Linked DNA regions of Homo sapiens: region 2 is linked to region 1. The links are chromatin loops, found by intact Hi-C in ENCODE. Cell type or tissue: ascending aorta. All regions are shown on one strand. Links, peaks and the distances in the headings refer to the core of each region. The heading gives the core; the rest is flanking DNA.

What was found. Peaks named below come from ENCODE experiments on the same cell type or tissue, not always from the same donor. Only the 100,000 strongest peaks of a DNase experiment are listed, where the experiment ranks them.
Region 2: a loop joins it to region 1, with 2.6 times the contacts of the local background. A loop is called at or near these places in 6 of 110 quality-filtered maps.

Annotation. Positions count from the first base shown.
Region 1 is chr13:101,694,476-101,707,225 of GRCh38, forward strand. ITGBL1 (integrin subunit beta like 1) reads left to right here. Exons shown (of 11, transcript NM_004791.3): 9 at 12,281-12,427. Among named protein-coding and RNA genes, the nearest start is that of FGF14, 220 kb to the right of the region's middle. In ascending aorta, for the core only: no CTCF peak of the experiment used is centred there; a DNase peak (open chromatin) is centred at 6,309; H3K4me3 peaks cover 847 bases; H3K27ac peaks cover 4,278 bases.
Region 2 is chr13:101,524,353-101,537,102 of GRCh38, forward strand. All of the region lies in intron 2 of ITGBL1 (integrin subunit beta like 1), which reads left to right. Among named protein-coding and RNA genes, the nearest start is that of ITGBL1, 78 kb to the left of the region's middle. In ascending aorta, for the core only: no CTCF peak of the experiment used is centred there; a DNase peak (open chromatin) is centred at 5,319; H3K4me3 peaks cover 654 bases; H3K27ac peaks cover 4,649 bases.

The DNA.
Region 1 (12,750 bases), core at 1,737-9,736:
TGCAGTGGTAGAAGCAGAGCTCACTGAAACCTCAAACTCCTAGGCTCAAGCAATCCTCTGGCCTTAACTTACTGAGTATCTGGGACTACAGGCACATACCACCACAGCTGGCTATTTATTTTTTGTGGAGATTTGGGGGTCTCACTAAGTGGCCCAGATTGATCTTGAACTCCTGGGCTCAAGGGATTCTCCTGCCTTGGCCTCCCAAAGAGCTGGAATTACAGGTGTGAGCCACTGAGCCTGGCCAGAAATGGCTTTTGTATGTTTTTTCTGTCTATTTGTTGCTTTGGAGTAATCTCAGTCTCTTCCACTTTCATATTTAGGTCAATGTCTCTTGAAATGATTGATCAGCAATCAGTCATCCTTGGCTTTAGATTCTTTTCAATTTCTAATAAAAGATTTTCATATGGGAATTCCTCCAAATTACGCATGGTTTAAACTGAAGTAATTATTTTTTCATTAACTAAACAAATATTCATTGAGTGTCTACTATTTGCCAGCACTAGACATTCAGTGGTGAACATAGAGCATTTGCTCTCCTGGAGCTTATGGTTGAGCGTGAAGGGAGGACATTGAGAAAGGAATGAAAAGGAGCTGAGTGATCTGAAAAGAGATTTGATTCAATGGGAATATACATAACGGGGATTTAACATAGGCTGAAGGCTAAGAAAGACTTCTCTAATGCCTTCATATCTGGATAACAACTATGTAATGCAGACTATGTGCTTTACAGGTATTAACTACACCTCACAACAATACTTGGTAGTAATAGGATACATGGAACTTGGCCAAGTAGGGGAAGTGGGGTACAGTCAGAGAGCAGCTTGTGCTCAGTTGTGTGGGAGAAAAGAGAGTGTGTGACGTGTGCCAGGAACATTTGAGGACCAGAGAAAAACCCTGTGTGATTGCAGATTAGAAAACCAAAGGGAAAAGAGTGTGACGTGTTTTGTAAACATGTTAATAACTTGAGGCTTTACTCTAAAGGTGACAGGAAACCAAAGGAAGGGCTTAAACAGAGCTTAAACATGATCACAGTGTTTTAAAAAGTACTTCTGGTTGTCAGATGGAGTATGGATTGCTCCAAGGACTATGTGTGTTTGTGGGTTGGTAGGTGAATCTGGATGTTAGGAGATGAGCCCTGGTGAGAGATGAAGGTGCCTTAGCTGGATGGAAGACAGTAAAGGTGGAGGATCTTGAATGTGTTGGAGAACATGTTAGAAGCAGTGGGGTCAAGAGACTAACAAAACCCTTCACCCTGCTGCAAGAGACTCCAGCACTCTGTTAAACTCCTAGCTCTGGTTCCCTGGCAACAGATGAAGATGGTGCATTGCAGTGTTAACAAGCAACATTGCTCATGGTCATAATGATTTATGATTGATAAGTTTCAACTACATTGGAAGAGATGATGAATTGAACTATAAGCAGCTGATGGGAACCTCATGCTTTTGGATTTCATAAGTGTCATAACTCTGCCAACAGTCTTGTCCCTTGTGGGCTCCTTGAAAGCTGTTTACGGAATCATCGGGAAAGATTTTGGCTCCTGTTGGGCGTGCGACTTCTTCTAAGCCAGAAAAGCCTCAACATCTGTGCAGTGTGGATCTCATCTCTGTGCATATGGGCTGTGTTATCCCAAGAGAAAATAGTCCCCAATTATATGAGTTCATCCTCATGAACTCCTGCAAGAACTCCCATGGGTATATCCTGGTGCCTGACAGTGCCTGCTGGTAAGATGTGGCTCCTGTCCCACAGCCTTCAAAGGAGATTGGTGGCAAGTGTCAGCCTGAGAGCTTAGTTGAAACTTAGAGCTCCCTCCCCAGAGTACAAGCATATTTAAGGAAATTCATGATTGCACAATATGAGGGGCAGGGTAGGATCAAGGATGACACCAGGTTTCTGTTTTGAGCAACTGAATGGTGGAGGAGACTATGCTTGTCTTGACCAGTTGTCTCCATTTCTTGAAAAATTGGTTTCTTCACAGAGAGCAACAGAGATGGAGAAACTTGGATATGTTGCTCCCTTTGGAACATATCCCTTGGGTATGTTAGTTCCCTCTCCTAGTCCTTATTGTCACTTCTCCTTGTGAATAACTTATTGTCTTTCCATTCTTCCATGATTTTTCCAAATTACCTCCTATAGGAAGCCTCTCTGAAATGATGTCCTACTTCCTCTATACCGCACCACCTGCATCGTAGTGTGATGAAGTTGTATTGAGAGTGTCCCTGTGTCCCTTTTCTTTAAGTCTACAATTCTCATGGATATAATCAATCTCTCTCTCTCATTATCATATGCTCAAAGCTAGGATAAAGGTTAGTGCTCAATATTTTTATTTGAATAAATGATCAAGTAAAGGATTCACAATTAAGGAGAATGAGAAAGGAAGAACTATTCCAGTTTTGGATACAGGATTCTTCAAGTTGAGGTGAGGATGTGATTTGGACCTTGAACAACTAGTATTTAGATGTGCAGAAATAGGATGTGAAGAATATTTTAGGCCTGGGAAAGCTGGGCAAAAGCACACAGGTGAAAAGTTATTTATTAGATATTGAAGGAAAATATCGATTTCATTTTTTTTTTTTACATCAAGAGCTCTTTCTCAGCTGCTTCTGTACCCATCATTAGAAAGGATTTTTTTCACATATTACTTACTCATGTATTATTTATAATATATATTATGTCACCTTCATTTCTTATACTTGGCTCATCTTTAGATATCAGGTCTTTAAAAATATTGTTAAATTGGTGTTTTTGCTTTCAAAATTAAAAAAATATATAGAGAGAAATGGAAACCACAAAATAAAAATCACCCATTAATTGATCATCCTAGAATAATATCTGATGACACTATGTTGTATTTCTTCCTAGGTTTTGTTTCTGAGGAGTAAAATTATTTTCAAAATATAAATTCATAAATCTTCTTTGGGTATTTTGATATTTTGTCTAGAGAAAGTCCACATTGTATGGTATCCTCAGTTGCTTTAATGTACATGGTGTGCACTTTGTTGCATTTTTTCATGTAAGATTTAAGTGAGAAGAAGTAACCATTTTCTTTGGAATTAAGTGAGGCAGTGCCATATAGCAAGACGAATGGGAACCCTGTATTCAGACAGACCAGGATTTTAATTCTGGGTCTATTTCCTGCTTATTGTAGTAACTTGGACAGGTTGTTTGTCTTCTCTGCTTTGGTTTACCTATGTATTTGTTTGACCTGTCTACCTTGGTTTACTCCTATATACAATAAGGATAATAATCCATTTGGCTTTATGGAAAGAAAGAGACATAAAGACGGAAATGTGCCTGGTACTATGTGCCAGTGAATATTTGATGAATGCCCTGTATCTGTAATAAAAATAAAAGATTGTAGTGGCCATCTGCATTACAGAACAAAATAATACATCTGTCTCAGGTATCTGGAAGCACTAGCTGCAGAGCGTTTTGCAAGGAAGTTGGACTCACACAAATCAGCAGCTCTGTACCTCGGGGAGGAAATTGCAGCTGGTTTTTCCAAAGCAATTAGTCCCCCCCATCATCTCTCCAGTGGAGAACAAATCTTACTAATATGAGAATGTGAAACACACAGACATCATCCCTCTGTTATGGCTTCAGAGAATAACAAAATAAGAGAGTCACTCATTTTGGTAATTTTTTTAGTTCTCCACCAGACACTAAACCATAAGATCTGTGGCCTTTCATATGGAGAATATAAAACCTATATATCCAACATGTGGCCAGAGAGTAAAATATGGTACTTGACTCCAAAATCAGGGACTGTCTTAGCATTTTAGCAAACAAGCAAATAAGTAAGATAAAAAACATGTATAAACTTAACTGATCAGCAGATGCATGAGCACTAAGAGCCAATAGTGTTTATCCCCTTTCCTACCAATAACACTAAAGATGATTAAACCAATTCTGATAGGTTGGATAAATTAGCAATTGTACCTGAAGGTGAATGTAACTAATTTCATAATTTTTACAGTTCAGTTTTGATTACACCAAAATTACAACCTGGAAAAGAGTCATGAAAATGACTAGCAGAAAGAAAATCAGCATGAAGTGAGATCGTTCTTCATTTAATTAACTTGTGAGTCATGTTCAATCATCATAGACTGTCTGTGGATGTTCTCAAAACATCTTTATTAAAAGAAGATGTTATGCAACCTATGCATGCATGGATTTATTATCAGATAAGTCACTATTTATAAAAAGCATGACTTGTCCAGTGATAGTTCGTAAGATTTATTTATTTTATTGGTATATCATTTTAAGATTACACAAGTGAAATATATTCACATACTGGCACATGTGTGTTTAATTGTTTAGCCTAATATAAGTTAAATCAGAGACTTCCCTCCTGTGTGCCATATACCTAGGGTGAGAATAAGAACTAGGCTGCTTATTGCTTTTCTTCTTTCCTCTATACTCCTGGAATAGCTACCCATGAGTCCAATTTAAAAAACAAGAAGGGATAATGAAGAGCCACCTCTTAATTACACAATCAGTTCACATTTCTTCAGGGAGTTCTCTAGTTCATCGCTGCAATTTGAAGGAGATCATGCCGCCTGAGAGTATGAATTCAGTGACTCCCAGGCACTGATGGATTTCTTGTATGAGGAAGAGATCAGATCACACACTCAGACTAACCCTTTCTTAACTGAACAATACAGTCAGAATGTGATTGTCTCCAAATTACATCTTAAAATTGCACACCTGTTTCGTGAATTTGTAAGAGGATCAGTTAGTCCTGTGTTTGGCTGAAGGTGATAGACACAAATACTGAGTCTTCAGGTTGTCATTCCAGGGTTGGATGGTGAGGCGACTGCCTGAGCACCACAGTGTCCCTGAACCCCATCTCTCTCTTCTGCTCTGCCCTTCCAGTATGACGTTTATCATTGTTATGGTTTGGCTGTGTCCCCACGCAAATTTCATCTTGAATTGTAGTTTCTATAATCCCCAAGTGTCGTGGGAGGGACCAAGTGGGAGGTAATTGAATCACGGGGGTGGTTTTCTCCATGTTATTCTCATGATAGTAAGTTCTCACGAGATCTGAAGGTTTTATAAGGGGCTTCCCCCTTCACTCGACTCTCATACTTCTTCTTCCTGCCATCATGTGACGAAGGACATATTTGCTTCCCCTTCCACCATAATTGTAAGTTTCCTGAGGCCTCCCCAGTCATGCAGAACTGTGAGTCAATTAAACCTCTTTCCTTCCAAATTACCGAGTCTTGGGCAGTTCTTTAAACACAGATGTTGTTATCAATGAATGGTCCATGTAGATGATTCTCCAACAGTTCCACCACTCCTGGGTGTTCCTCTTACAGGTCTAAGTGGCAACACAGTCGTGTTGGTGAGACAAAAGATGAATAAAACTACTTCTATGGTCTTATTTTTTAAACTCAAATTTCCAGGAACATTCCACTTAGTAGACCTCCAGTATGGGACACGCTCCTTTGTCATTTCATGAGACAACACAATCTTAGTTTTCTCCTTCCTTACTGAATGTTCTTGTCTGGCTTCTCTAGTTACCTAACTCTAAATATTGGGGTCCCCAAGACTAATTTCTCCCTGGATAGCTGCTTCACTTCTAGGGCTTTAAGTGCCATCCACATTTGTAAGCTCTAACATGTGTATGCCTAGAGCCAGCACTAACATGTTCTCTGAGCAGCAGCTTGTGCCTAGCTGCTTACTTGACCTCACTATCTCATTGTCTTAAGAGTGTCTCAAATACAACAGGCTCAAAACAGAGCTGTTTTTCTGCCCTCAACCTCTTTCTCCTGAAGTGCCCCTACCCAATAAACAGCATCATTATTCACACTATTTCTTCTAGCTAGAAAACTTGTCTTGTCTTTTCCTCACTTGCCACATCCAGTCCAACATTGTGTCCCACATATACAGGCTCCATCACCAAAATAGATTTCCATGTACTTCTCTGTGTTTCCACTGCCACCACTGTCCTTTAAGCTTCTATCACTTTTCACTTGGAAAACAGCAAGAACCCTCTAACTTCCCCATATTCATTCCTCCCAACATACCTTAATCTGTCCCACCTAGTTGCCAAATGAGTTTGCAAAGTGTAAACTATATCGTCACATCATTCACTTCCTTAATATCCTTCTGTCATTTCTCAATCCTCTTAAAATAAATTTAGATTTTTTTTACCAAGAGTAAATCATTTGCTATGTTCTCATTTCTGAGAAGGGAATATTTCTCCACCTTCATTATTCAGTGTTTTTGACTTACTATTCTTCAAACACGTTGGCCTTCTTTTACTGCCTGTAACATGCCAAGCTATTTCTTGTCCCAAGAACTTTTCATTTGTTTTTCTAGGCTCTGTTCCTAGAACATTGGCTGTCTGGCTCCTTCTCATCCCTTGGCTGTCACTGAACCCTTCCCTGACTACCCTAGTTAACAGTGTTCTTGCTATTGAATATACTAGCATTTTCTTTTTGTCTTCTATTACTCAAATGTTGCTTATCGTTATTTTCTTCCCTAGAAGACCGTAATTACCATGAAGACAGGGCCAATGCCTATTTTACTTACTGTTATATTCTAAGCTGTTAATACAATTCCTGATACATAGAAAATATTTCTTGAAGAGATAACTAAATTATTAGAGTTTATTAAAAAGAGGGTATTGAAAGTTGTTTTGTTCTTAAGTAAAGTCATATAAATGACAACTCAAAGCATTTGAATATTAATGTATTTTGATGATTGGCTGAGCTAGATACCAACTTAACTTCGTGGAAGGATATAATAGATTAGCTAATAATAAAAAATCATCGCCAGGCACAGTGGCTCACACCTGTAATCCCAGCACTTTGGGAGGCCGAGGCGGGCAGATCATGAGGTCAGGAGATCAAGACCATCCTGGCCAACACAGTAAAACCCTGTCTCTACTAAAAATACAAAAATTAGCTGGGCGTGGTGGCACATGCCTGTAATCCCAGCTATTCGGGAGGCTGAGGCAGGAGAATGGCTTGAACCCGGGAGTCGGAGGGTGCAGTGAGTCAAAATTGCCACTGCGCTCCAGCCTGGTGACAGAGCAAGACTCCATCTCAAAAAAATAAAATAAAATAATAATAAATAAATAAAAAATCATCTATTTTCTTGCATAACATTTTATATTATTTGCAATGAGATGCCATAAAATTATTCTTAATAATATTGTAAATCAAAGGCAGAATATCAACTTCTAAAAGGGGAAAAATTGTCTCATACTACAACATGGAAGGATCTTTAAGATATGTTAAATAAAATAAGCCAGTCATGAAAAGAAAAACACTGTATGATTTCACTTATATAGGTACCTAGAGTAGTCAGATATATAGACAGAAGCTGGAATGGTGATTTCCAGGAGCTGAGAAGAGAAGGGAATGGGACTTACTGTTTTATGGGTGCTTAGTTTCAATTTGGGAAGATGAAAATATTCTAGAGATGAATGGTGGTGATGGTTGTACGACAATGAGAATATACTTAATGCTACTGAACCATACACTTAAAATGGTTAAGATGGTAAATTTTATGTTATATCTATTTTACCATAATAAAAAATATTGTAGAAAAAAGTAGCCATAGGTCTACTTTAATTATCTGTTTCTTTTTATGTGGGTTTTAATAGATTGTGTCTTCACGGAATTGGTCCAAATGATCCAGGTTATCAGATTCTTGGACAAATCATTGTTTGTAATATTCTATTATTATCCTTTTAATGTCCATAAGGTAAGATATAATCATCTCTCTCTTAATTTTCATATTGAACATTTGTGTCTTCTCTCTTTTTACTTGTTTAGCCTGGCCTAATATTTATCAATTTTATTGATCTTTTCAAATAGCCAACTTTTGTTTTATTGATTTTCTCTGTTGGTTTTCTATTTCCAGTTGTATTGATTTGTCATGGAATTGATTGTATTTCTTTTCTTATGACCAATTTAGTTTTATATTGCTCTTCTTTAGTGTTTTAAAGTGAAAGATTACATCACTGATTTTATATTTTTCATTGCTTCTGATTGCATTCATGCTGTAAATTTCTTTCCAAGTATTACTCTTGCTGTATCCTACACATTTTCATAATATGTATTTTCATTTTCCATATAGTACTAATTAAATTTGAAAAAAAAAGGCAGAAAACAAAAAAAAGACAGAATATTTTTCTATGCAATACAGATTAAATGATTTCAGTTGTGTCAAATTGTGATAATTCTTACCAACCTAGGGTCAGTAAGAAACATGAGCATTTGAGAAGTTCATAGCCCAATTGAGCTGGTACTAGAAGCTCTCTTTCTCTTCATTTTTGGTTTCTTGTACAACAGATTCTCTGCCTTCAAAGATGGACAACTTTTTATTTAACTCTTTAAGGACATCTGGACTTTAAGTGGACTTTGGTTTTCATGGAGAAGTAAAGATGTACTCAATTTAACAATTATTCATTGAGTAGATAGGGGCGTAGGGGTGCCAGTTTTCTAACTTGGCTCTACTCTACAGTTTGATTTGTGGGTAAAAATGAGAAAGATGTTTTGAAAAAGACAATTTCAATCTCCTCCAAGTTTTTGAAGATCCACTGTGTCTCAGGCATTGTGTTAGGCACTCTGAAGACTACAGTGCTGACAGAAGTAATACTCAGAAAATTCATAGTAGAGTAGTGGATTCATTTGACACATAACTATATACCATGAGATGGAAGTCAAAAAAGTTCCACAGGAGGTAAAAAAAAAAAAATAAGGTATTACAGAAATTCAGAGGAGAGACAATGAGTCTCACTTAGGGATATTAGGTAAATCTTCACAGAAGGGTAGTCGCTTTTTGCTGAGCTTTGAAAATTACTCAGAACCTGAATGTGTATAGTAAGGGAAAGGTACTTCTACCTCTGCAAAAACATGAGGTCAGAAAAGCATGACAAATGTGCAGGAAACAATGAATGGGCCAGTTTGGTTAAAGGGAGAAGAGAAGGAATACAATTGGAAATGTAGCTTCTGTTTTTCAAGAAGCTAAAACATAACAAAGGCTAGAGTAGGTAAACTCTATGCCATGAGTATTAGGAAGTTATACGGGACTAAATATCAAGGCAAGTTGTGCTGTAGGAATCTACGAGCCAGAGTATTGGAGAGACATGACAGGAAGTTTTTTCCAACGTTGTGATGGTGATGTAAGTGGGAATGTTGGAGGTGGTTTCAACAAGACTTGACAACAAGCTGGATGAGGGCAGTAAGGGAAATTCAAATGAGACTCAAAACATCATGAACTGGTTGATTGAAAGGATAGCTGTTACATTAAAAGAAATGAGAAAGACAAGCAGCTTTTGGAAAGAAAATCATATATGGATGTAGGAGATCGGTCAGGGTGGTGGGAAAAATTGTAGAAGATGCAAACCTTCTTGGAAGGCTGGAAGATTTTACAAAAGCTTTGGAAAAGGATTTGGCTGAAGGCAGCCAGATTCTCTTATCTGGTGAAACTAATCTAAATAAGTAAGTTAACATAGGCCTTGGAACCTGGGCTTTGATCATCTGAGTGCAGGACTACTCTCTCTGGGGAGGGGAGGGGACGGGAGAGACCATGTAAATTGCCCACAAGTGTGTTGACTCAGAGCCTTTGTGATTAAATCTATACTGAATAAATGCCTGCAGTGCCAGCTTGTCAGGGCCACGGCTGCTGACTCTTTACAGCACCCTCCTTGGTGTCTGGTGTCTGTGAGCAGCCTGGTCCCCTAGCCCACTCTTTCACTGGATACCTGTGTCTGGGTGCATTTGTTCATCCGTTGTTCCACCAGGGTCTATGGGTCGGACCCTGCCTATGTAGCTCTGGAGGTATTAAGTGGGGATGCTAATAGAACACAAAGTGTGGAATCATGAAAGGGGAATGTAGGAGAAAATCAGGGGCTGGAGATACAGCCCTGTGGTCTTGGCAGTTATCTGAAAGCCCAAAATTTAATGGATTTTTCAAGAAAGAAATTATGGAGAGATTAAAAAAGATGATTAAAGATAAACATTGGGTGAATACCTGCACTTATTCATTCAGTAAAAAAAAAAAAAAAAAAAGTAGAAGAATAAATAGAGACAAAGGAGGAGTGTTGAATGAGGCCAAGAGAATTTTGTGGCATGCCAATAGAGAAGAGACTTGCAAGGAGAGAAAGTGCCTGTGAATATCAAATATATACCTTCAAATGATGTGGTGGTTGAAAGAGACAAGAATTAAGAAATCCTGCTGTGTCTCACTTTCTAAAGTGAAATATAGAAGCAAAGCAACACATTGGGAAGAGTGTAGACATTGGAATCAGAGGAACTAGAGTCAGTTCCGATCTGGCTGAGCCAATTATCGGTCACATGTTTACATGCATGCTACTTTTAAACTTTAATGGTTTCAGTTTTTGGGTTTTTTGTTTGTTTCTTTGTTTGTTTTTACTTTGCATGTAAATCAAGCTAGGTGAAAAAGACCACAATTACCTCATTTATTTGTTTATTTATTTACTTTTTTCCTTTTTTGCTAACCTGTGTGACAAGAACAGTCATTAGCCTTAGAAAGTGCCAGAGCACTTGCTGATTGAGTGCATGTTAAAGGTATGGCAGCGACATTTTTCTTGCAGATTTAGTAGTCCCCCATTCGTATCCGATGTTTTTCCCAGAATATTTTTTAAAAGAATGTCAGACATTCCTAGTATCCTGTCTTTCTTTCAGGATCCCAATTTTCTCCAGGGGAGCAACATATGCTGGATTAAAAAACCGCTCTCCCAGACCTTCTCTGGCTGTTAGGAGGCACTTGTTGCATGGCCTGTGAGGTAGGGATGTGGTATAACCCAGGGAAAATCTCTCTTATTTAATTTAAAAAGCAAAAAAAAAAAAAAAAACAACAACAACAAAAAAAAATAGTTTTCCAAGAAACCCTCTCCAGGAGACTTCTGCTTACCTCTCAGTGATCAAAAACCTTTTCACCACAGTTACTTACCACGTCCTACCGATCCGCATTCTCGCAAGTGTCCTTCACTCCATTTACTCTACTGCATTTTTCACTGTATTTCTCATGCCAAAACTTGGGCTTCTCCACCAGTCTGCACACGTTCATGCTCTCAATTCTCACAGCCATCTATTTCATTCTCCACTAAACTGTTAGAGGGATTTCTGTAGAAATTAAAGAAATTCCTATCACTCCTAAAAAAAAAAGAAAAAATAATTATAATAATTAATTGCAAACCATTAAGCATTGGTTACTCATCCTCCCTGTGGAGAGCTGAATGGAGGGGGAGCAGATGGAGCAAGGTTCACTCCTGAGGGTCCTGCCAGAGCAAATGGTCAGGAGAGAACGGTGTCAACAGCTTCAGAGAGGCTAATCAGTGTGAATGATGAGCGTATCTGTCCCTGGGAGAAGAGCAGGGACCACTTTGTCCATGGTGCTTGATTTTGTATCCCCTAGTGCATAGCAAAATGCTCTGTTGATAACAGATACTCAGTAACTCTTCGCTAGGCAAATAGTTGATTCAGAGAGACCCTGCTGTAAGGTAATGCACATATCAGGAAAAGGAATAAAGGGTCGAGCGGAAACTGAAATGGAAGAAATTGAAATGGAATATCATGCAATCTAATGGTGTGTTGGTGGCAGGCAATAAACAGGTGTACATCCTGGTATATAGCTGTCACAAATACAATGTTACATATATACCAAAAGATAAACATCTGAAAAACCAGGAACCAATGTCAGGAACCAAACCAAAAAAAATGTGCCAAACATGAATCCAAGCTAATGTTAATTTTTATGCAATAATAGAGAGACACCATTACTTCCACTTGTATCTGTTGTTATTTGTAAGCAGAGAGGTATACAGATAAACTAATATAGTACCAAATGCCATTTGTATGAAAGTTACCCTTTTGTTTTATTAGTAAGCAATAGGAGAACAATCAATAAATACTGCCACCAGTGGTAATGTGACTAGCCTTGCAAATTGGTCTGGATGGCATGGTGTGTGCAATGAAGAATAGCGCTAAGACTCCATACTGATAAAAATGCAAATGAAGAAGTATTTTCTATCAAGAAAGGTGGTATAATTCCATTTAAAATTATTGCAAGATTTCTTTCTCTCAAGTCATCTCCTATGCTACATTCAAATTTATTATGTTAAGCTAGAACTCTGTTGTAAGTTCTTTCAAACAATTACATGCCAAATTGACTATGCATAAAGAAGAATGTGTTGGATGGGAAATGAGATCCTATGGTTTACACATTTCTTTCTTAAAACTCTCTGCTTCAGCTGGTTATTTCCTCATCCTCTCACTCCTTTCCTGTGGTTGCTTCACAGGCCACGGCACATGTTCCTGTGGTCGCTGTGTTTGTGAGAGAGGATGGTTTGGAAAGCTCTGCCAACATCCGCGGAAGTGTAACATGACGGAAGAACAAAGCAAGAATCTGTGTGAATCAGCAGATGGCATATTGTGCTCGGGGAAGGGTGAGTATCTCTGCTGGTGCCTGGACTCCATTCCTGTTCTGACACATGATTTGTAGAACAGCATGTAGCAACTGTCTTTCCCAGACTGAACTTTGCATGAAAGCAAACCACTATGTCCTCTGCTGTCCCCAACTTGAAGCTTGAAGATTAACCAAATGAAGTTTTGGATCTAAGAAAATGAAATGCGTGTGAGAGGATTCATGCAAAAATATCCTTGTATGCAAAGTTATTGCTGAATGAAATAGAATTAATACTTTTATCAAGAAATTAGGACAACAAAATATACCAGATACTAAATGGACCCAAAAATGGGGAAAAAAGGC
Region 2 (12,750 bases), core at 2,020-10,019, 170 kb before region 1:
TGAGAGATAGATTGTAAAACTCAATGTATTCTTATTCTTTTTTTTTTTTGCAATTATTCCTGAATACAAAACTTAAAAAATGACACCAGGGCTTTATGTCTAGAGTAGACTGTGAAAAAAATGAATACACATTTATTTGGGAAAGATATTGGTGGTCATTATGCCAATTGACATATAGTTGTCATCACTGATGTAATTTTGCATTTGTTTGTGTAATTATTTAATTAACATCTGTTTCTCCTACTGTAGTATCAGGTTCTTTTTTAGTGAGAGATAGATTGTAAAACTCAATGTATTCTTATTCTTTTTTTTTTTTTGCAAATATTCCTGAATACCAAAATTAAAAAATGACACTAGGGCTTTATATCTAGGGTAGACTATGAAAAAAATGAATACACATTTATTTGGGAAAGATATTGGTGGTCATTACGCCAACTGACGTATAGCTGTCATCACTGATGTAATTTTGCATTTGTTTGTGTAATTATTTAATTAACATCTGTTTCTCCTACTGTAGTATCAGGTATATGTAGAGGTAATCACAGATGCATCGGCTCAACACTGCTTTTGGAGGGCTGCACACAACCTTGGCACATGGTTGGCACTCCATTTGTATGTTTGTTGGTGAAAGGATGAATGAATACCTATAATTGAAATTTTATGCAATTTATTTTTTATTTTTGTAGTGCTTGTCCAAGCTTTTTTGAGCACCTCTAGCTATAGAGAAAAAGTTTTCTTCATAAGGGTGCTCAATGTGTTTTCAGAAGTTTTGGATATTACAAAGTTTTTTCTTTTATTGAACTGATATATGTTCATATATAGACTTTACCATTTAAAAATAAAATAATTGTATAGAAAAATGACTGATATTAAGGGACAACCTTCTTTATGTAATTTATGTCCTGATTAATGGACTTTTCTTGTTTGGGATTCATTCCTTTTCATTCAAGCATTGTTCACAAAACTGGATTAGTTGTTAATTACAAATGGCCTAAACTATTTTAAGAAAGAATTTTATTATGGAAAAATAAGAGTACTATAAAAAAAGTTAGTTGGGGTCACCTTGTCTATTGCAACTAAAATAGAATTGACTCAGAGCTACATTTTCATCACCTCCTTTTCTTGGCCCCCTTATTCTGGCCTTAGATTACTCTGCAGAAACACAGGCACCTTGTTTTTTTTTTTATGTGGAAAAAATTAGGTTTCTTTTTCTTATTCTTCCACTATTCCAGATGAATTCCGTGTCTATTTTCTAATAAATGCTAACTATTTTGAAGAGAAATGCATTACTCCCATAGAAAGAACAAATACTTGCAATCAGTGATGTTTTACACTTACTATTTCTATTTTAATTTGTATTTATTATAAAAATAGGGGATATGTGCACACTTGAAAACATTCTCGTTGTGTAACATTAGAGTATTACAGTTAAAACTGAAGCCCTCTTTAAGCAGTAATACCTCTATTATTAAGCATTTAAATATATATGCATATATACATATATCATTGTTTTTATGGGTTTTGATATGTGGTACCTCAAGACTCTCTTCTCTCTATTTTTCCAAATCAATATCAGTGAATCATAAATTTTGCATTTTCATATATGTTCATATATATTTCTGATATATGTTGTTTGTTTTTACTTTTGAAAAATAACAACCCTATTTTGATTACTTCACATCAAGAAGTCTGTTTCACTCTTACCTTTAGATTGTTCTGCCTTCAAATACAAACATTTTACTTGAAACTGTGGCAGTAAGAACTCTGGAGCCAAAGGCTAGTTTCTTCTTCTTCTTCTTCTTCTTTTTTTTTTTTTTAAATACTTTAAGTTCTGGGATACATATGCAGAACGTGCAAGTTTGTTACATAGGTATACACATGTCGTGGTGGTTTGCTGCACCCATCAACCCGTCATCTACATTAGGTATTTCTTCTAATGCTATCCCTTCCCTAGCCCCCCACCCCCTGACAGGCCCCGGTGTGTGATGTTCTCCTCCCCATGTCCATGTATTCTCATTGTTCAACTCCCACTTATGTTTATTGCAGCACTATTCACAATAGCAAAGACTTGGAGTCAACCCAAATGCCCATCAATGATAGACTGGATAAAGAAAATGTGGCACAGATACACCATAGAATAGTATGCAGCCATAAAAAAGGATGAGTTCATGTCCTTTTCAGGGACATGGATGAAGCTGGAAACCATTATTCTCAGCAAACTAACACAGGAATAGAAAGCCAAAGGCTAGTTTCTAGGCGCTCTTTTGGTTTGATTTTGAAATCTGAAAAATCAGCATTGAAGTTATATGTGTGTGTGTGTGTGTGTGTGTGTGTATGTAAGAAAAGTTCAGTAAACACCTTTAGCACCCAAATTAAACACTAGTTAGCATTTTTCTATAATATATTTTTATGTTTATTCATCTATAATGCCATCATAGATTTATGTATTATCTGCTTATAATTTTTTCTGAATTATTTGATAAGTTGCAGGTATCATGGCATTCTACCCCCAAATACTCCAGCTTGCATTTACTAAAAATAAGAACATTTTCTTGTATCAACATAATGCCATAATCACACCCAAGAAAAATAATAATTTCTTATATAATATCTAATTTAAAGTAACATTTTCCTATTATTTCCAGAATATTTTTAAAGCTAGATACCTTCTTTGATTCTATGCCAACAAAAATTCAGACACCCTAGTTATGTCTCTTTAGTCTCTTTTTTAAAAAATCACATCTATTAAGATAAAATTTGACTTCAATGAATCGCACCCATTTAAAGTATACACTTTAGTGCATATTGCCCATACATGCATGTTTGATTCTAACTTCATGATCAAGATACAAAACAATATCATCATCTCCAAAATATTTCCTCATGTCCCTTGACTATTCATCTCTCCTTCCATCAGCCCATAGGCAACCACTGAGCTACTTTCTGTTGTTAAAAGTTAGTTTGCATTTCCTATAATGTAATATAAAAGGAATGTTGTACATTGTACTCTTCTGTGTCCAACATCTTTTGCTCTGCATGCTTTTGAGATTCATCCATGCTGTTGCATATAGTAGTACATGTATGGATATATCACTATTTCCTTCACCATTCAACTATGGATGGTCATTTGAGTTGTTTCCATTTGAGGCTATCATGAATAAAACTATGATGTATATTCATTCCTAAGTTTTCATGTAGGCATGTGTTTTGTTTCTCTTGAGTAAATGCAATAATACATTTAATTTTAGAAGAAACTGCGAAACAGTTTTAATAATCCTCAACAATGTCTGGGAGTTCTGGTTACTCTGTATCTGTCAAGACTTGTTTTTTTCAGAGTTTTAATTTAGCCATTCTAATAATGTGCTCAACTTTCACTGATATCAAATTTCAGTTAAATTTTACTAGTATCAAATTTCACTGATAAGTATGTTTTGAATATTTTCATATGGTTATTGGCCATTTATATACATTCATTTGGAAAGTGAATGTTCAAATTTTATCGTATTTATTTAGGAATTTGTCTTCTCATTACTCAGAAGAACATTTATATATTCTTGATAGGAATCCTTTGGCAGGTATACATATTGCAAGTAATTTTTCCCATTCCATAGCTTGCCTTTTACTTTTCTTATTGTATGCTTTGAAGGTAAAATGTTTATGGTTTTGCTAAAATCCAATTTGTAGATTATTTTTTCTTTAATGGCTCATATGTTTTGTTTGCTATATAAGCAACCTGGTGTTTTCTTCTTGGAAAATGTTTTATTACAAAGTTATTGTTTTTATATAAAAATATATATAGGTTTATTAATATTTAATGGTTTATTAATATTTTTCTTTTTTGTCAGTTTTTATATTTCTGTCTTTCAGTGAATTTATCCATTTAATCTAAGTTTTCAATTTATTGGCATAGAGCTATTTATAATATTGTCTTATTGCCTTTATAATATTCAAGGAATCTCTAGTTGTGCTCACTCTAATTTAGAATATTGTAATTTGTTTATTACTTGTGTTTTTAACATAAATGTTTGTGTACATTGTTGTTTATAAATTTCAGTGATCTTTCCAAGAAGTCAGCTTTTGGCCTCATTGATTTTTCTCTATAGTTTGTTTTTTTATTTCCTTTATTTTAGCCCTTATATTTATTAATTTATTTGTGCCATGTTGTGTTCTTCTTTTCCTAGATTCATAAGGAGAACTCTTAGATCATTGATTTTTAGCATTTTATTTTGTTATTATTTTGCTTAAAATATTTTTTAAATTTATTTGTGATTTCTTATTTTACCTATGGTTTAGAAACAAGTTGTTTGTTCTCCACATACTGAATGTATATAATGAATGTTCTGTCAAAGTCGTTAAGTAGTTCTTAAAATGAAATTAACAGAAGAGGGAGCTTTGTAAAGGTAAACAAGGATTTCTGAACTTCAAAATTATGGATCAAGTAATTTTCTATAAAAATAAGCATAGCAAAATATTTAGGCCCAATCCCATAGTAAGATATTGTAAGACAAAAGAGAATGAGACAAATAACATCCCTAGAGGTAATAAAAACTAGTCAAATAAAATAAATAAAAATATCAACTTGTATTTCAAAACTAGCTAAATGACATTAAGAATATAATGCAAAACATGGAATAACATTATAAAACAGAATTAGAAAAACTCAAAAATTAGGCACTATACCATAGGGAAAAATAGAAATGAAAGAAAATAATAATTTCAGAAATGAAGACTAAACTAGAAATATCAAAAGAACAAATAAACACATGGATAATGCTTTAAGAAAAACCGAAGTTGAAAGTAGAAAAAAATTGAGAAAGAGAAATGCAGAAAGAAATACATATAATTTGAGAGAGAAATTGAAACGTGGAATATGAATAAAGAACTTCTTAAATATGGTTAATAGGCATCTCTAAAGAAAAAAAAAGCAAGGGAAAGAACTGATACTAAAATCTATAATTCAGAAAAAGTTTCTGCAGTGAGAAAAAGATGAAAAAGATTTCAAACTACGTGTTGAAACAGCATACCAAATGCCACATTGACCAGAATTAACCAAGACCAAAATATGTTCTAATAAAACTACCAGATTCTAAAGAAAAAGAAAGAAAAAATAACAACTGGGCATCCAGAAAGAACAGTAAGTGACACTGGAAAAAGAAAACTATGTTAGCATCCCTATTTTTGGCAAGTATAGTTTACTCCAGAAGAAAATGAGGCTACATAGTTCATGTGGTTTGGCTCTGTGTCACCACCTTGAATTGTAATCCCCACGTGTTGAGGGAGAAACCCAGTGGGAGGTGATTGGATCACGGGGGTGGTTTCCCTCATGCTGTTCTCATGATAGTGAGTGAGCTCTCATGATATCTGATGGTTTAAAAGTGGCACTTCTGCCTTTGCTCGTTTTCTCCTGCCGCCATAAAAGACTTGCTTTGCTTCCCCTTCTGCCATGATTTAAGTTTCCTGAAGTCCCTGCAGCCAAGTAGAACTGTGAGTCAATTAAACCTCCTTCCTTTGTGAATTACCTAGTCTCAGGTAGTTCTTTTTGGCAGTGTGAAAACGAACTAATTCAGCAGTTAAGATAATCAAGAAAAAAATAACTTGTGAGCCCACAATTTTCTATCTAAAAAAATCACCTTCCAGTATAAAAGGCGTAGACAAACTGTTATCTATAAGGAAGAACTCAGGGAATATTGAGTAATCTAATAAAGAAACAGCCTAAAACAACCAAAATGCCTAGAGAGAAGAGACAGGTGGTACACATTAAACACTGGTGGGAAGCATTAAAAACATAGTTACTTTTGTTGACAAGTCTTACTTTAGTACGAAGACTAGAACAAGTCTTAGTGTAGAACTATGACTAAATGCAGGTTAATGGGGGAAAAGTATGAAATGTAATTATATATAGAGAGAGAGAGAGCGCGAGGGGAGAGAGAGAGTAGTGATGGACAATCAAATTACATTTTCACTTTAAAGAAAATAATATACTATAGTGATGTCTACTAGTATCTTATAAGTAAGAGTAATTATAATAATATTAGCAATTGCCTTGCTGCTTCTGTGCCAGGCATAATTGGGTGCCATGTATCAGGGTGATCCTTTTCCCCACCCAGGGTTTTGCTTAGATGGTTCTCCCTTAAAAATGCTTTTGCCACTGTCTTCTAGTTTCCCAGCCCTTCCCTTTTGGTGGAAGGCTTCCAAAACCAAGACTGAAAGTCAAGTTTGTTTATGCTGATGTGTACTCTCTGGACATTTTTCTTGTAATAGAAATCAGTGTTATTTTATTTTACATCCTGATATTTTATATATTTTATCTAAATTTGTTTGAATATGTTTGGTAATTTACATATGTAGCCTTTAGCTTACAAAAAAATTAACACACACATTAAATCTTCAATTTTATCTAATCTAATACACTGATGAGATTTTGATTCTTTAGGTTGGCTATTGACCTAAAAACACATTTTTGGGATATGTCGCATGTAAGCAGCAACAGTTTCTAATGAAATCTTCTTGGACTGACTATCAACTTCAAATTCTTGAAGGGCAAACCACATTTACTTAGTGTCTGGTTGGGTCTAGATTCATCTTAAAAAATCACTAAGAAAAGTAAAATCATGTTCGAAAGTCCATGGAGGTTTCTTGTCTTTCTTTCTTTGAACTACTAGAGGAGCTGTAATATAGGAAGAAATATTAGAGGATTTTTTTTATTTTAAAAACTTTGGAGGCATACAGGATAAACTTTCAATAATGGCTAAGTTTATGAAATTTAACTGAAATGTGTGTACTATATATTTAGTTGTAACTGTTGATTTTAAAAAAACGTATACTAGTTGGTTCTAATCAGAAATTGTCAATATTTATGTAATGTAAGTGACTAAAAGTTATGGAATACAAAAAAGTAAACAATTGTTTACATGATATGTTTTCGGGGCTCTGATATTTCTGCTGCTGCTCCACTGAATTGCAGTTTAACTTAGCTGTAACTTAAAGTTTCAGTTTCAGTTTTTGCTAATCATTAATATTCATTCACTTATTCAGTTCTTAAATATTTATCCAGGTCCTGCTACTTTTGTGGGTGTGATATTGTGCTGTTTTAAAGCAATACTCTGGAAAGGATTAAAAAGCCATTAACAATATAGAGTGAAGTCAAGGTCAGTGAGTAGGATTTTGCAGAATTGGAAGTAAGACATTTGCACTCGAAAACAGGGGTAGTTGGTTTCTGGAACACGCTACACCCGATTACTTCATAGCGTATTTTTTGGGGGGAGGGGATTTACTTTATTTCTTAAGTAGTTTAGGTATTTTATTAGTGATTTTGATTTTTCTTGAAGGTTTTATTTTTTTTATTTTGTTATTTATTTATTTATTTATTTATTTATTTATTTATTTATTTATGTTTTTTAGACGGAGTCTCGCTCTGTGGCTCAGGCTGGGGTGCAGTGGTGCGATCTTGACTCACTGCAAGCTCCGCCTCCCAAGGTTCATGCCATTCTCCTGCCTCAGCCTCCCAAGTAGCTGGGACAACAGGCGCCTGCCACAGGCCTGGCTAATTTTTTTTATTTTTTTGGTAGAGACGGGGTTTCACCGTGTTAGCCAGGATGGTCTCGATTTCCTGACCTCGTGATCTGCCCACCTCGGCCTCCCAAAGTGCTGGGATTACAGGTGTGAGCCACCGCGCCCGGCCAGTTTTATACTTTTTAATTTACTCTCCAATATTCAAGACATACAACATGCACATCTTAAAATAAGTTGTGTATCTGTATTTAAAGAACGAATTTTTTTCAAGTTATTTCTTAGAAGTTATTTATTTGAAGAGATTATTTTTAATCATATGGTTGCTGTTGAATAAATTTTTAAAACAAAATATGTAAAGAAGTACACAAAATCATTTTCAGTAATTCTCTCCTTATCCAAGAAGGCAAGTTCTATCTTAAGAACCTGCACAGAGTAAATATTCAGTACATTATCTATCAAGTAGTGTGTTATTCACTGCAAATTGAAAATCATCAAATTCCTAGTTGTTCTGCTTAATAGATGCTTAACTATATTTTAGCAGATTCCAAATATATGTTAATATATATTTTTGGAATTCAGCATGAGTATCTTTAGATGCTAATTGCAAGTTAATCTTTCTTCCTAGAATGTAAGTTCCATGGATTATAAACGTTATTCCTATTGCAGATTTTCTAAATAGTGTTTCTGCTGGTGAAGTCTTCTTCACTCTCTGGTGCTTAAGATTAGAAAGAAAAAAGGAAAGTAACTGAACAAAAGAAATTCTTTGAACATGAAATTATCAAATGAAACTGTACATATGCAAAGGAATTTTAAACCATTGCCTTGCAAAGTCTTTTTTTGCATAACAACGTTTTGATAAAATGAAGAGACTGACCAAAGTAACAACTCTAAATAATAGCATTTCACTGCCATAAGGATGATTGTAATTATCAGTGGAAGCCTAGAGCATTAGGTCCCAACTCCTAATATTAGTTTCAACTTTTATAGCCTGGTTGTTCAAAGACATGCAATTAAACTAACCTAGTATTATTGGAATAGAAAATAAAGAACTACTGTTGGAAACACAATTAACAATACATAATAGAGGGGCCATATTTCCAATGGCTGCATATTAAAATCAACATTGAGCTAAACTAAGCATAGGCCAAAGCTGAATATCATCATCATAGGACATACTTCTAGGATTACAAGAGTGTATCTGAAAGTGACTACCACTTTAATGATATTAATTTTATCATTAAAAGGTTTTATGGTCAAATTTCAAAATCATGGCATTGTAATGTAGGGTGAAAGTTCCTCAGCACTGCCATGTGATTATTTCTGCAATGAACCTGCTGCACATTTGCCATTCTAAAAGGACACTGACTTTCAACTTGTGTCTCTGGAAGAGCCAGACCCACCTCTGCTAGTATAGCTTACTGCTAATAGTCATGCTGCAGTAACAACATTATCAAGCTTTTCTCCTTCTCTCAAAGAAAATGATTCAGGTAATGCTTTGCTTCCTTTGCAACCCAGGGATTGGACCTACTGTCTTCAAACAAAGCTCTGTGCAGTGTTGGTAGAAATGGTTTCTGAATATTTTTAGAAGCAGACTTAAAACTGTAGCATGATTTCTTGTATTTTCCACAAATGCACTTGATGCTTTACTCATTCATTGAGATACGTAATCCTTCAAGTCTGGATCCTTCCCTATATTTGATGTTAAATAAATGTTAAATGTATTGGTTAAAACTTTTTGATTAGAAGTTAAGTGTAAATCCAAACACTAAGTTTTGTTCATATTATTCACATTCTGAAACTCATTTGGTATGATATTAAACTTTATAACAGAGAAGACTTTGCAGCAGGTAATTGAGTATTATGATTTCCAATGCTGAAGTACAATAAAAGAGTTTGGCTAAGCATCTCTTGGCTAAGGCCTAACATTAGTGTTTTCCTAATATGATTCATAAAACATTCTTTTCTAATAAAAACAATCTATTTGGCTGCTACTTTGGACACCTTGAAATCAAAGAAGATTAAATATTCCATTAATAATGTTAAATTAGTAAAGTAGGAAATGGTCCAATTGTTCAAATCTTTGCCTATTTTCCAAGTTAAAAAATAAGCCACTAAGGAAACAAAGAAGAAATAATCAGAGATAGAAAGGCATTCAGAAAATAGTGTGTCAGGGAAGACAAAGATAGTTTTTCAAAGAAAAAATAACTGGCCAACAGCATCATAATCAGCACAGTCTAATTAAACAAATATAGACTACCGTTCTTGTATCCACAGCACAAATGTCATTGTCAACGTTGAAAAGAATAGGTTCAGGGAGTAATGACAGCAAAAGTTTGGAAGGGGAGAACCATTAATGGGTGGGGAGGAAGGAGAAACAGCAGGCATAGGCTACTCTTTCCAGAAGCTTGGGTTGGGAAGGAAAGGATAAAACAAGAAATAGGTACGTAAGTCTTAGAATTGAGAAAGGTTGCTTTCATGTTTGCTTTTGTTTTTTAGAAGAAGAAATAGGTAGGAATGGTTTTAGGTTGAGGGCAACACACTAAAAGATAAGACAATTTAAAAGTGTAAGAGAAAGATGGATCCAAATCCAGGAGGAAATAGAAGAAGGACTCCAAGATTCACATACACCAGTAAGGAATCAACAGGCAGTTTCCTGTTTCCTCTAAAAATGGAAAGACCCTGGAAAGGGTCAGTGCAGAGGTTGGACAGTCACAACTGACAGGACCAGTGAGAAGAAATCTTAGTTCATGATGGCCTCCATCTTCCTGATGAAGCAGAAAAAAAGGCAGCCTGTTAGCACTGAAAAGGCTGAAGCTTAGGAAGAGGGTGTTAAATGTTCATAAAGGTCAAAAAGTTGAAAGAAGGTGTTGGAGGGTTTTTTAAGGCCGTAAAGGGCTTATTAAGCTGTGTTGAGTGCTCAGAGAAATCTGGAGACCATGATTTTCATTCCATAAATCTGCACATAAGTACAATTTTTTTCCAGCAGTAATTATTAATCCAGGTGGAGAGGAGAGATTGTGAAATTAACCCAGGGTAAAATAAAACAGTGTAACATAAGATGTTCTGGTGGTGCTACAGCAAGGAGAGATGGAGCATTTGTCAAAGATGATTGTGACCACCATGCTTATGGCCTTCATTCTGTAGCTTTGTTTGTCATATTCCTCTTGTCTTCACAGTATCTTCGTCAGAAGCATCATTGCTTTTACTCCACTTGGGATTGGCTTTCCATAATTGACCCCAGAAAGAGGCTTTTCTTTCTCTGCTGTCATTGGCCCTTAGCTGCATTATGCTCAATATATCTACGTGGTGATAATGCCCTATTAAAGGTGAATCTTCACAGATGATATTTTAGGAATCTTAAGTATGTTTTTATTAACTCAAAAAAAAGAGCAAACTTTCACCTACTCCAGCAGAAGACTAGGAAAAGTGTACTCTGATGTTACCCAGACATTACCTTTTGATGAGGCTTCACCCACTCTTTCAGAGCTCCAGGAGGCTGTGTTCTTCTGGGAGTGCTTGGAGTTAATGCTAGACCTTATAGTTAGAGAATATGATGTTAGCTGGCAGAGACATCCTGGTCAAATTATTTTAGTTTAAACTTTCAACCTCTCTCAAAACATCTTTGAATCCCTATTAAATTCATGACCAGACAGTTTTCTAAAATTCCTCTGACTTGAGAATCTAGGCTGACTCAGAGCTTGTCCTTGTGAAAACTTTATCTAAACTTAATCTAGGTTCAGACTCTTTCCTTAAGGATAAGTTGAGAGTTCATATATCAGAACTGAAAACATGTTGAAGCTAATTGACATAATCTTCACAAACAACAACAATGACAATAACAATAACAACTTGTTCGGAGATGTTCTTAAGCTCTTCAAAGATGATTTGATTCCAAAAACTTTTGCGAAGAGTCTGAAAAAAATTTTTCCTTGCAAAATTTTGCAATTCGAATCTCTTCTTCATAATCATTCTTAAAAGTCCAAGTGAAAAGTTCTCATATGGCTGTTAGGAACTATAAGTTGAATATTGATAATTGGCTTAATTTGTGTTGAAATAGAGTTTTTAAAGTATATTTCTCATGGTTAGTTCTGTACTTTAGCTTTTGAAATAGATTTTGTGTTTGATCCTCAATTTATTCTCTTTACCTTAAATATGAATATCTGGGGAAGGTTGGTGGCCCTTTTCTATCTTTTTTTTTTAAATTATACTTTAAGTTTTAGGGTACATGTGCACATTGTGCAGGTTAGTTACATATGTATACATGAGATACCATCTCACACCAGTTAGAATGGCCCTTTTCTTTTAAAAGGACTCTGCGTGGCAAATAATCAAAAGACTAGGCTATACTTGTTTCTTCTAAAAACAGTATTTGTACCCTATCCCTCCCTGAAGTCAGGCTTACTAATAGAACAAATTGTATTTTTATTTTTAACTTCTAGACGCTTTCAGTTTCCAGAAGAGGAAATATAAAAAACAACAACTATTTTCACCAGAGTGACTAATACAGGAAAGATTATTTAGCATAATTTCTAAACATATATAATTGTAAAATAAATAACCATGAGGGCACGCATTTTCTTGAAAGCATTATTGAGAAGAGGCAAAATTGAGAGCAATTGTTGAAGCTGAGTAGTATTGTAGAAAAGAGAAGACCATGGATATTAAGATTGAGTATAACTTTATGATTTGAGGCAAGTCAGTTGGTCTCCCTGTTCTAAATGTTGGCTTTCTCATTCTCAACTCATAAGTTGTGGTCAATAATTCATTGTGCTAATAAATTTGAGGACCTAGGTACAATATGTATTCCTTTCTTACCCTCAGGATTTTTAATCTGCCTCATAAAGACTTCTGAGTAAATTGATGCAAGACTTCTATTATTTCCCTATGGTTGTCTCACTAGTAAATAATACCTTTCAATACAGAAGATGATTTCTGGTCAAATTAATTTACTATAATCTCATATTAATAATTATTTCCAGAAAATATCTGGAGCAGATGTCACTGGAGCATATTTAAGAAATGAATGGCATTTAAAGGTTTAATTTAAACTGATCACATTTAATAAACTTTTAATACATAGATATTCTTTGCTTATCTCTACTTTGAGAAGGATGCTTTTGTCTGTGATGAAAACTTATCTACATTTTAAAATAAACCATTTCCTAAACCTGTTCTAGCACCCAGTGTTTCTATTCCCCATTGGATAAAACGTATGTAAGCATATAGAGGTGACAAGGT